Linked DNA regions of Homo sapiens: all the other regions are linked to region 1. A link is a contact called in ENCODE Hi-C or POLR2A ChIA-PET data. All regions are on one chromosome and are shown on one strand. Each heading gives the region's core, a stretch centred on a gene start or an enhancer-like site at or near the end of the contact. The rest is flanking DNA. Distances are from core to core; before and after follow the strand shown. Region 1 holds the start of KPNA2 (karyopherin subunit alpha 2). Region 2 has its middle 16 kb from the start of AMZ2. Region 3 holds the start of BPTF (bromodomain PHD finger transcription factor). Region 4 has its middle 34 kb from the start of AMZ2.

What was found. A loop is a pair of places that touch in the nucleus more often than their neighbours do. ChIA-PET counts read pairs that join two places held with the same protein, here RNA polymerase II (POLR2A). Pooled maps may share reads with other maps.
Region 2: a loop to region 1 is called in a pooled map, with 3 times the contacts of the local background. The contact joins the enhancer-like site here to the promoter of KPNA2 in region 1. A Hi-C loop is called at or near these places in 5 of 50 pooled maps. POLR2A ChIA-PET finds 5 or more read pairs at or near these places in 2 of 52 experiments (H1 and OCI-LY7).
Region 3: a loop to region 1 is called in a map of endothelial cell of umbilical vein, with 24 times the contacts of the local background. The contact joins the promoter of BPTF here to the promoter of KPNA2 in region 1. A Hi-C loop is called at or near these places in 8 of 168 maps with a recorded cell type or tissue (CD8-positive, alpha-beta T cell, ascending aorta, dorsolateral prefrontal cortex and 4 more), 9 of 37 single-sample maps with no recorded cell type and 23 of 50 pooled maps. POLR2A ChIA-PET finds 5 or more read pairs at or near these places in 8 of 52 experiments (B cell, Caco-2, H1 and 5 more).
Region 4: POLR2A ChIA-PET joins it to region 1 with 8 read pairs in OCI-LY7. The contact joins the enhancer-like site here to the promoter of KPNA2 in region 1. A Hi-C loop is called at or near these places in 4 of 168 maps with a recorded cell type or tissue (B cell, CD8-positive, alpha-beta T cell and naive thymus-derived CD4-positive, alpha-beta T cell), 6 of 37 single-sample maps with no recorded cell type and 13 of 50 pooled maps. POLR2A ChIA-PET finds 5 or more read pairs at or near these places in 17 of 52 experiments (A549, GM12878, H1 and 14 more).

Annotation. Positions count from the first base shown.
Region 1 is chr17:68,034,304-68,037,156 of GRCh38, forward strand. It overlaps KPNA2 (karyopherin subunit alpha 2), which reads left to right and starts at 1,432. Exons shown (of 11, transcript NM_002266.4): 1 at 1,432-1,537; 2 at 2,807-2,853. The coding sequence starts at 2,830. RefSeq lists a silencer at 1,165-1,214 and enhancers at 1,178-1,725, 1,745-1,964.
Region 2 is chr17:68,262,168-68,265,020 of GRCh38, forward strand. It overlaps a transcript of ARSG not described here. Among named protein-coding and RNA genes, the nearest start is that of AMZ2, 16 kb to the left of the region's middle. Within about 2 kb of position 1,485, at least 2 of the 41 ENCODE cell types and tissues checked have a DNase peak (open chromatin) inside an H3K27ac peak, as active enhancers do; they include OCI-LY7, where a contact is called at or near this core.
Region 3 is chr17:67,824,136-67,826,988 of GRCh38, forward strand. It overlaps BPTF (bromodomain PHD finger transcription factor), which reads left to right and starts at 1,368. Exons shown (of 28, transcript NM_182641.4): 1 at 1,368-2,202. The coding sequence starts at 1,590. RefSeq lists enhancers at 616-1,313, 1,314-2,009, 1,972-2,241 and silencers at 1,222-1,291, 1,492-1,541, 1,722-1,921.
Region 4 is chr17:68,212,131-68,214,983 of GRCh38, forward strand. It overlaps a transcript of AMZ2 not described here. Among named protein-coding and RNA genes, the nearest start is that of AMZ2, 34 kb to the right of the region's middle. Within about 2 kb of position 1,506, at least 2 of the 41 ENCODE cell types and tissues checked have a DNase peak (open chromatin) inside an H3K27ac peak, as active enhancers do; they include B cell and OCI-LY7, where a contact is called at or near this core.

The sequences.
Region 1 (2,853 bases), core at 182-2,681:
ACCATTCTCAGTAGCTGAGAGAATGCCACACAGTGATTGGTTTAGGGGTGAATTCCTTCCACATTCTTGCATTTAGGGGGATGGGATTATGCTGATTAAGAGTAGGTCCAACCCTTTATGAACTCTGGCTTTACGATGAATGAGGCTGGCATTAATGCCTGCAAAAATGGACAAACTTGCTGTTTGAATTTATTTATAGTAAGAAATAAACCATGAAAACTTTTCTAAAATGTAATCTTTTAGAACACAAAAAAATTGCAGAAACAAAAATGGCCCAGAATCCTGATGCTCTGTTGACCATCTTTGTTTTGTTTGTTCGTTTGAGCATATGGCAAAAAATGCAAAATTCAGAAATGTGTAATGAGCATAGAATGTTACTATAACAATTGAAAAAACTTGAACACACACTACATACTAAACAACAGCATGAAATTTCAGTTTTTCTGAATTTGATGACTGCAGTGTGGTTATATAAGAGAATGTCTTTTCTTAGGAGAGACACCGTGAAACAGAGGAAAAAGGACATGATTCTGAAACTTTCTCTTAAAGTAACATATTAAAATCACACATATGTACACGCGTGCATATGTATACATATATATGTATAGAGAAAGCAATAGCAAATGTGGCAAAATGTTAAGATTTGGCAAATCTGGATAAAGATTTGCAATTCTGCTGCATTTGAAATTATTTAAAAATAAAAAACTTGAGTTTTTGGAGAAACAGGCATAAGAAACCTTTTGTTTCCATATTTGCGGCTTCTATACAGTCTTTTATGATGCAATTAAAAAAAAACTAAACTAAAAAATATAACACAAATCTTCCCTCCCATAGTAGCCAGAAACCCCCGCCGAGTACTTTGGGTGTCATAATAGGAAAAAAATGCAAAGCAATATGTTTTTCTATAAAGATTACTTATTTACTAATTAGAATTTTTTTATTTTCATGAAGATCAACAACAAAGTTTTTAAAATAATGACTTAGAGAATCATTTTGTGGTATTTGTTTAAGGCTGTCGCCCAGGAAAACGCCCAAGGACCATGCACGCTTCAACCCTATGGAAACACGAACGGCCCAGGGAACCGCCCCTTCGCGCTGCTTGACGGGATCTGGAGTCCTCCCGCTCCGCCCCGCCAGGCGCTCAGGGACCGCCCGGCCGCTCCCTCACCGCCCGGCCGCTCCCTCACCGCCCGGCCGCTCCCTCACCGCCCGGCCGCTCCCTCACCGCCCGGCCGCTCCCTCATCTCGCGATGCCATCCTCTTTTTTTTTTTTTCTTTCCCCCCTCCCACTCGCCCCCAAGCCCTATGACTCCCTCCCCTCCCAACGTGTTTTTCAAATCCACCAATGGGCACACAGCTTAGGCTCGAACCAGCCAATCGGAATGCGGAGTCACCGGGAAATTTAAATCGCGCCGGCCGGCTGCACGAGCCACACGGTCTTTGAGCTGAGTCGAGGTGGACCCTTTGAACGCAGTCGCCCTACAGCCGCTGATTCCCCCCGCATCGCCTCCCGTGGAAGCCCAGGCCCGCTTCGCAGGTACAGACTCAGGCGGCGGCCCGGCCCGAGCGCTAACGGCTTGCCCGTGGGCGGCGTTCGCCTTTTGGGTTGGGGGAGGGAGGCCCCGGGTCCACGCCGAGCCTGGCTCTGCCTCCCGCGTTGACTAGGCCTCGGGGGCGACGTTCATTGACCAGGCGGCTGAGTTTCGCGGGGTCTGCGGGTTTAGGGCGCCGACGCTCTGCAAACGGCAGCGGAGGCCTTAACGCGTCGCGGCCGGGAGAATCGGAGCGAGCCAGGCTTGAGGGCGAATGTCCCGGGAGGACTTGTGGCGGCCCTGGTTTCGCCTCCTCCTTTCTCGTTGCATCTTCCCCGGCGTGGGGGCAGGGGCTGGGGGTGGCAGTTGGGAGCACCGTCTCTGACACCTAGGCCCCGGGGGTGGCTCTGCCACCAAGTCGTAGGCGAGCGTAATGAAAGCAAAGATAGCAAATTGTAAGGAGGGCTTTGACTTTTGTCATCTTCTGAATGACGCACAGCTGATGTCATCCTAATTAAGCGCATTCACTCCTAGTCTCTGGAAATGCAAATCAAATATGCGAGATGCGGCACTGCATTTTTAATGTTGACCATAATGTAATGATGAAGCAAATTTTTATTTAATTTTCGAGTCTGCACCTATTTTGGCCAAGTAAAGACAGTAAAATAGGGAGAGCCTCCTGAGGATCTGAATTTATTGCCCTGGCACATAATTTTTAGCTGTAAGTTGACTTGGTTCCCCTACTTTGTCTTGAATTAACTATTAGGGACTCTGGAGTATCGAACTAGGCTGTCAGAAACGGTGGATACATGTGGCTAGTCCAAATTGAAATACGCTGTAAGCTTAAAGTACACAAAAGATTTCAAAGATGGAGTATGGAAAAAGAATGTAGAAGATGTCAGTTATTTTATATATTGATAACACGTTGAAATACTATTTGGATATGTTGGGTTAAGTAAAATACATTATTAAAATTAGTTTCACTTGTTTCTTTTCTCCTTTTTAAAAATATGGCTACTAGGAAGTTTCAATTTATATAGCTTGCATTCTATTTCTGATGGAGAGCCCTCTCCAGGAAGTCTCAGCCCTTTAGAGGGAAGGGGGACACTTCCCCTTTGGGTAAAGCTATTTCATAGTGCCGAAAACATGATGATCCCCCCTCTAGTATACAGGTGTGGATTCAGTAGATGCTTGATAATTCAGTTCTTATTTGGTACTATTATTGACAAAGGAAAATGATAAAGGAAATATTTTTCTCTTCCCCCATCTTTTAGCTTTCTCCCTTTGTCTCATAACCATGTCCACCAACGAGAATGCTAAT
Region 2 (2,853 bases), core at 235-2,734, 230 kb after region 1:
AACAAAAAAAAAAAAAAGAAAGGGCCGGGCGTAGTGGCTCACGCCTGAATTCCCAGCACTTTGGGAGGCTGAGGTCGGCGGATCACGATGTCAGGAGATCGAGACCATCCTGGCTAACACGGTGAAACTCCGTGTCTACTAAAAATACAAAAAATTAGCCAGGTGTGGTGGCGGGCGCCTGTAGTCCCAGCTACTCGGGAGGCTGAGGCAGGAGAATTGCTTGAGCCTGGGAGGCGGAGGTTGCAGTGAGCCAAGATTGCACCACTGCACTCCAACCTGGGCGACAGAGCGAGACTGCCCCCCCAACCCCCCCAGAAAAAGAGCCAGTGAGGCTAGTGTAGCAGGAGCAGAGGGAAAAGTAATAGTATCCATCAGGCAGTTCATGCAGGGCCCATTGCTAAGGATTTAGTTCAGACTTGTGCTGTAAGAGGATTACTGTGGCTGCTGTATGGAAAATTAAGGTGGGGGTGGCGTGTTCCAAGAGTGGAAGCAGGCAGGCCAGCTAGAAGACTACTGTAATAATCCAGCTAAGATGATATTGGCTTGGATCAAGGGTCCTGGTGCAGTTGGCAGAAGCAGTCAGCTCCTGGATATATTTAGAAAGGAGAGCCGATTGGATGTGTGGAGGAGTGGGTTTGAGGAGGATGATCCAGAGTTCTGCTGAGGACACTTTAAGTAGAAGATGCCTAGTTTTATATCCATGCCCTGCCATGCGGGCAGATATAAATCAGGAGCTCAGGGACAAAGTTGGGACTAAGAATGGGAGGTGCCAGTGCAGAGAGGGTGCTTAAAGTTTTGGTTGAATTCTAGGGTGTATAAGTTGTTAGGGAAGTTAGCGTGCTTGTTCTTGAGTTGCTGGAAAGGCATATAAATGACACAAATACATGGCCACAATCTGTATTTTCTCAATAATATTTGGTGAAATGTTCTGGGCATCAGGTTTCCCGTCTAATTTTCCATGTAGGAAATGGATAGTCATTGAAGTAGTTTTGATTTGGGTGAGTTGTTACATGGAAAGGGAAGTTGTAAGTTCTCTTGCCACTTTTCTTGTTCTGCACCTTTAGAGAGTCATTAACGAGAACTGAACACTAGGGGGACCCAGTTTCCTTACTTATGCAACGGCGGCTGGCCCAGCTGTACGCTACGATCGCCCTCACTTAGGACACATGCAATATAAACACAAATCTGAAAACAAGGGCAGCTTCTCTTTTATCAATGCAATGTATACTTATAGCAGTGATCATTTTTGCGTGTAACATGTCTGAATTCCTTAAATAGGTCATTTTAAGTAATGTGCATAACCATTACTATTTTTCTTTTATGAGACAGGGTCTCACTCTTTGCCAAGGCTGTGTGCAGTGATGCCATCTGGACTCACTGCAACCTCTGCCTTCTGGGCTCAAGTGCTCTTTCTACCTCAGCCTCCTGAGTAGCTGGGACCACAGGCATGAGCCACCACACCTGGCTAATTTTGGTTTCGCCATGTGGCCCAGGCTGGTCTTGAACTCCTGGGCTCAAGCAATTCACTCACCGTGGCTTCCTGAAGTGCTGGGATTACAGGGATGAGCCACAACACCTGGCCACGGTTTAAAGAATTAAAGACAATGGCTTCTAAACTCTAGTTCCCTATTGGTGAGCCCCATATTTGCAAACTTGTGAAACTAAGGATCATGATTTCTTTTTTATTTTTTCTTAATTTTTATTTTTTGAGATGGAATCTTGCTCTGTCGCCCAGGCTAGGGTGCAGTGGCGTGATCTCGACTCACTGCAACCTCCACCTCCCAGGTTCAAGTGCTTCTCCTGCCTCAGCCCCCCGAGTAGCTGGGATTACAGGCACGCACCAACATGTCCGGCTAATTTTTGTATTTTTAGTAGAGACAGGATTTCACCATGTTGGCTAGGCTGGTCTCGAACTCCTGACCTCAAGTGAGCCACCCGCCTCGGCTTCTCAAAGTGCTGGGTGGGATTACAGGTGTGCGCCACCACGCCCAGCTGAAGGATCATGATGATTTCTGATTTACAATAGTTGAATTGGAGTATGGAAATCTAAATGTAATAAATACCACCTGGTGATTTGAATCTGCGCCACAAGAATGCTGACATAGAATCCATTTTCTGTTTTATCACCAGATATTAAGCAAAGGGAAAGGCAAATAAATGCTGAAAAGCTACATTACATATTATTGGAGTATAAAATGTATAACTTTGTTAAAAGGTTTGGACACATTTTGTATTAGTTACGGATACATAGGTCTTAAAAGAGTACATGGTCTCAACTCTTTTTTTTTTGAGTTGGAGTTTCGCTCTTGTTGCCCAGGCTGGGGTACAATGGCGCAATCTTGGCTCACCACAACCTCCATCTCCTGGATTCAAGTGATTCTCCTGTCAGCCTCCCGAGTAGCTGGAATTATAGGCATGCAGCACCATGCCTGTCTAATTTTGTATTTTTAGTAGAGATGGGGTTTTTCCATGTTGGTCAGGCTGGTCTCGAACTCCCAACCTCAGGTGATCCACCCGCCTTGGCCTCCCAAAGAGCTGGGATTACAGGCGTGAGCCACTGCACCTGGCCCAACTCATTTTTATAAGTAGAATAATTTTACTTTTGGGTAGAGAAAGTCTACATAAGGTTTATACTGAAACCTCTTGAAGTCAACAAGCTTAAAGCAGAATCTTTTTAATCAGGGGAAATGAAAACATAATTAGCGGCCTGGTGTGGTGGCTCACGCCTGTAATCCCAACACTTTGGGAGGCCGAGGTGGGTGGATCACCTGAGATCAGGAGTTTGAGACCAGCCTGGCCAAGATGGCGAAACCCTGTCTCTACTAAAAATACAAAAATTAGCTGGGCGTGGTG
Region 3 (2,853 bases), core at 118-2,617, 210 kb before region 1:
TAAAAAAAATTGAGACAGGGTCTTGCTCTGTCACCCAAGCTGGAGTGCAGTGGTGCAATCACGGCTCACTGCAACATCCACCTCCCAGGCTCAAGCAATCCTCCCACCTCAGCCTCTCGCTAGCTGGGACCACAGGTGCACACCACCATGCCCGGCTAATTTTTCAAATTTTTTCTAAAGACGAGGTCCTGCTATGTTGCCCAGGCTGGTCTTGAACTCTTGACCTCAAGCTATCATCCGGCCTTGGCCTCTCAAAGGACTGGGATTGCAGGTGTGAGCTACCACGCCCGGCCAACTATTTTTCTTTAAATTACTTTTCGGTTGTCACTTCTCTCAATAAATATTCATATGTTTATAACACCTTTCTCTTATCTAAAGAGCTGACCTCAACCACTCAGGGTTGAGTCGCTGTGATAAGGTTTGAGGGTGCCTGAAATGTCATCATGATTCGTCCTTTGGGCTAAGCTGAAACCTAGTGACTTGTCAGGTCAATAAATTAAGGTTATTTCCCGATAATACAAACATTTAACACCGTGAAGTAGGTTTTAGGCAGGATTCCCTCTTTTCCACTGCAAAGGAGAGGTAAGTTCTTGCTGAGGTGATCGAAGTCCTAGCTGGGGCACTGGGAAGGTGGCGGGACATTGGAACGTGCAGTAGTTGCGTTCTGGAGTTTACTGAGGCTTTCCCAGTGCGGATTCCACGCTACAGGTCTTAGGGCGCCCCTCCCTCCGGGCGTGGCAGCCCGGGGCGTGGCTCCTGGCACAGATCCGGAGCAGTTGTCATTGGAGTCATTTTCTGGACTCCAGCTCCATGCTTCAGAGTTTCCTAAGTTCAGGGGGCTTGTCTCTCTGTCCCCTCGACTAATTTCCCTCTGTCGCTGGCGCTGCCCGGTGCCCTCGGTCGCTTGGGCCGCCCCTCTCCGCGACTTTTTTTTTTCTTTCTCTCGCTGGCTCTTTCAGCATCAGTTTCCATAGGGGGAGGGAAGGGAATGATATTTGGGGGCTCCCTTGCCTTCCTCTCCGAGCCGCGAAAGGGGAGACGCGGGGAGGAGGTCCGGCCGGCTTTGGGCTCCAGCCAGCGGTCCGCGGAGACTTTGGTCTCCGAAGGCCTTTGACGCCGGGCATTTCGCGAGCTGCGCGCCCCTCTCAGCCGCGCCACCTGCGCCCGGAGTTTTGCCGCGCCACCCGCGCCCGGAGTCCAGCCGCACCGCGCTGTGCCGAGCCCAGGCGCCCAGGGCTCCCCGCCCCCGACTCGACGCTCCCGCGCTCCCCCTAGCGGCCGCCGCGCCGCTTCGCTCCGTCCCAGGCTCGTCGGCGGCGCAGCTCACGTGACCGCGCTCTGGGCCTGCGGCCGCTGTCGGTTCCCCCAGTCACCGAGCGAGAGGGAAGAAACAAGATGGCGGCTGAAGGCGATCCGGAGTGGGGCCCCAGCAATTCGGATTGAGCCTTCTCCCTCCACCCGCTTCCGTCGGCCGGGCCCCTCCCGCCCGGCCCCGCGGGCCTCCCCACCCGGCCCCGGCGCTCCCCACCGCCCCCCCTGCGCCCGCCCCTCCCCCTTCGCTTTCCTTCTCCCCCCGCCTCGGCTCCGACATGAGGGGCCGGCGGGGCAGGCCGCCCAAGCAGCCCGCGGCTCCCGCTGCGGAGCGCTGCGCCCCGGCCCCGCCGCCACCGCCGCCGCCGCCCACGTCCGGACCCATCGGGGGGCTCCGCTCGCGGCACCGCGGCAGCAGCCGGGGCAGGTGGGCCGCCGCCCAGGCTGAGGTGGCGCCCAAGACGCGGCTGAGCTCGCCCAGGGGGGGCAGCAGTAGCCGGAGGAAGCCGCCGCCGCCGCCGCCGGCCCCCCCCAGCACCAGCGCCCCGGGCCGGGGGGGGCGAGGAGGCGGGGGCGGCAGGACGGGGGGCGGGGGCGGCGGCGGCCACCTGGCCCGGACCACCGCGGCCCGGAGGGCCGTCAACAAAGTGGTGTACGATGACCACGAGAGCGAGGAGGAGGAGGAAGAGGAGGACATGGTCTCCGAGGAGGAGGAGGAGGAGGACGGCGACGCCGAGGAGACCCAGGATTCTGAGGACGACGAGGAGGATGAGATGGAAGAGGACGACGATGACTCCGATTATCCGGAGGAGATGGAAGACGACGACGACGACGCCAGTTACTGCACGGAAAGCAGCTTCAGGAGCCATAGTACCTACAGCAGCACTCCAGGTACCCACCCAGCCCAGTTGCTGCAGACTCCTTCCCCACCTCCTCTGCCCTCCCCCCTTGCTCACTCGTGTGCTGTGCATCCTGCTCCGATCTCCCCCCAACCCCGCCTCCCCCCCAAACAGAGGGGAAATGCGACGGCACATCAAGTGGCAAAAAACTAGATTTACAAGAGGAAAGAGGCGCATTGTTCAAAATGGAGATTGCATTGTTGCAGTTTGCAGGCCACACTCGCTCGCTCTCTCTCCCCCCCCCAACCCCCTTTTTTTCCTCTTCAAAATTTGTGCCAGTGCAGTGTCTCCACCGGGCAGGATTGAAACTTTGGCAAACACATATCCATTGCATTCATTTTTCTCCCCTTGTTTTGGTGTGGTTTTCTGGAATGAAAGAAGCCTCTTGTTTTGCAAACCTCTTTGCATTTCTAATGTGGTTTCTTTCGGATTTTTATTATATATCTGTTACTTAAAAGGGAATTAAGGATTTGGACAGATTGTGGTACACAAACACGCACAAAAAAATGCGTTTTCACACCCCTAGCTGTGGTTTTAAAATTGTGTTAAGGAAACGGATCATTTGGGTTAGTAGGGGAACCTTATCTGGTCCTGTGTGTTTGTTTTTATTCTTCGAGTGCTAATGGGCCCGTGCAACAGTTGC
Region 4 (2,853 bases), core at 256-2,755, 180 kb after region 1:
GAGGCCAAGGTGGGTGGATCACTTTAACCCAGTAATTCAAGACCAGCCTGGGCAACATATCGACACCCCCTTTTCTACAAAAAATACAAAAATTAGCTAGGCATGGTGGCACGTGCCTGTAGTTCCAGCTACTTGAGAAGCTGAGGCAAGAGGATTGCTTGAGCCCAGGAGGCAGAGGTTGCAGTGAGCCAAGAATATACCACTGCACTCCAGCCTGGGTGACAGAACCAAATCTTGTTTCAAAGAAGAAAAAAAAATCTACCCTTGAAGTGGCTTATGCCTGTGATCCCAACACTTTGGGAGGCTAAGGCAGGAGGATGCCTTGAGCCCAGGAGTTTGAGGCTGCAGTGAGCTATGATTATGCCATTGCACTCCAGCTTGGGAGACAGAAAGAGACCTTGTCACAAAAATAAATAATTTAATTAAATAATTTTTTTTCTTTTCTTTCTTTTTTCAGGGTCTCTTTCACCCTGTCATCCAGGTTGGGGTGCAACGGCTCAATCTCAGCTAACTGCCACCTCCACCTCCTAGGTTCAAGCGATACTCCCACCTCAGCCTACCAAGTAGCTAGGATTATACAGGTGCACACCACCACACCTGGCTAATGTCTTTTGTTTGTGTATTTTTTGTAGAGATGGGGGTTTTGTCATGTTGCCTAAACTCCTGGGTTCAAGCAATCCACCGACCTCAGCCTCCCAAAGTGCTGGGATTACAGGAGTGAGCCATCGCACCTGGCCAATTTTTTCCTTTTACTGTGTCTGTGGTTCCACAACTTCCTTTTTTCCTGTTCTCTATGGACTTTCTACCTCATTTGGACTCTGCTTAGATTGGCCTAGTTCTCTTTAATCAAATCTTCAGGAACCAATTCATTACCATTAAAAATGATCTAACAAGCTTTATTTTTTATCATTGTTAAAAATCCTCGTTTTGAGTAACACAACCACAAAGTAAAGAATGTTATCATTGATTTAACCAGTAAAAGACAATACTTAACAATAAAATTTTAAAAACATACGCCAGCCGGCTTACCTGGTGAAAAAAATGATTGCGGCTGCAAGCTGCATTTGCCAGACAATGGTTTTAGATTTGCTGTGCACGCTGAACGCCATGAAAAATGGACTGCCTGGCCTCTTCATAAGGAAATCAATTACTTGCCTCTTTCTGAGTGAAAAGAATGAAAGGATTTAAAAAATCATAATAACCAAAATGGGGAGAATAAAACAAACTGGGCAGAGGGATGGGCTACTTTGCGTCTTCAGCTTCTGAAGTCTTCAAAGCCCTCTTCCAGTTCTTAGAATTAGGTCACATGAAAAAATCTGGTAGGATGAAATGAGTGTCAGAGCAGGGAATGGAAAGGAGAGTAGAAACTTTATCAATGTGCTGTCGAGAGGTCTGAATCCACACTGATTCTTGATTCTTTGTGGCTGGAAGCTTACGGAATCTTCGCTGTCTATGGTGTTCTGCAGTTTTACAGTGATACGCCCTTGTGTGGGCCACTTTCATCCACGAGGTATTTTTGGTGGGCGTTTTCAATCTGGCAATTGTGTTTGATTCTGAGAACTTCTCCTGACAACTTCCTCTTTTCCCTCTTGTATTTATCTTGAGCTATGATTTTATTGAACGTTGGACTTCCTATTTTGGTCTTCTGACATTCTTATCATTTCTCTCCAGTTTTCCTCTTTGTCTCTTTTTCTTTTTGGGGTATTTGTATGTGTTCAGGTTTTTAAGATTTCCTTATCTTGGTCGTCCAACCCTACTATCCAGTTTTTCCTTTCTGCTACCATATTTTTATTATCTAAGAGCTCTTTTGTTTTTAGAATCTTCCTTTAAAAAAATTAGTAAAATCCTGTTTCTGTGTCCTGGATATAGTATTTTCTCTTACTTTTCTGAGGCTATTAATGACAGGTTTTTTTTTTTCTCCTCTGTGCATGGTCTGTTTCTTCTAAGTTGCTGCTTCCTATTCTTTTTTTTTTTTATTTCTTCCTCAGATGTTTATTAATTCTTAATTTTCTGCTTCTCATTAACATCGTGGTACTCTGTAGCCAGTTGGAAGCTCTGAGCAAGTGGGTGGGCCTTATCAATTTTGACTTAACCATTGGATGATTTTCATTGTCTCTTTTATTGGGGGAAATCCCTCTTGTCAGTATCTTGAGGTCTGTCCTCGAGAGTAAGCTCTAGAGGAGCGATGGCATGGAAAGGCCTTTTCCTGTGTCCTGCTTGAAGCATGGAGGTCTTGCTGGTGGTATTCTGGTGGCTGAGTGGTGGAAGAAAGCTTCATTTATTGTGCACACAGCATTTACTATGTATATCGTCACTTAAATCCTCAGTTTTCTGTACAGTACCTTTCTTCACAACTGAGCGTGGTTTCTCCCAGTCCAGGGAACCTCAGTTTACCTCCTCTAGAGACTAGACCTTTGGCAGCTTGAAGGGGAGAGAGATGGTTTAGGAATCTGCTCCAGCCAGTTCCCTATTCTAGAGACACCCCTCCTTGTTATCATTGCGTTTTGAGGATTGTGTTCTCAACTTCACCTTCCTTTTTAGTTGGAGATCAGACTTTCTTGAGTCTGCTGAGGCAGTAATCACTTGTTCATCTACTTTCAGAATTTTTTTTTTAATTGTGTGTCTCCTACTTTATCCTTATGAGTTAGTCTTTAACAATTTTTTTTTTTTTGACAGGGTCTCACTTTGTCACCCAAGCTCTGAACTGCAGTGGCGCTATCTTGGCTAACTGTAGCTTCGACCTCCTGGGCTCAAGCAGTCCTCCTGCTTCAGTCCCGCAAATAGCTGGGACTACAGGTGTGTGACACCACGCCCGGCTAATTTTTGCATTTTTTGTAGAGACAGGGTTTCACC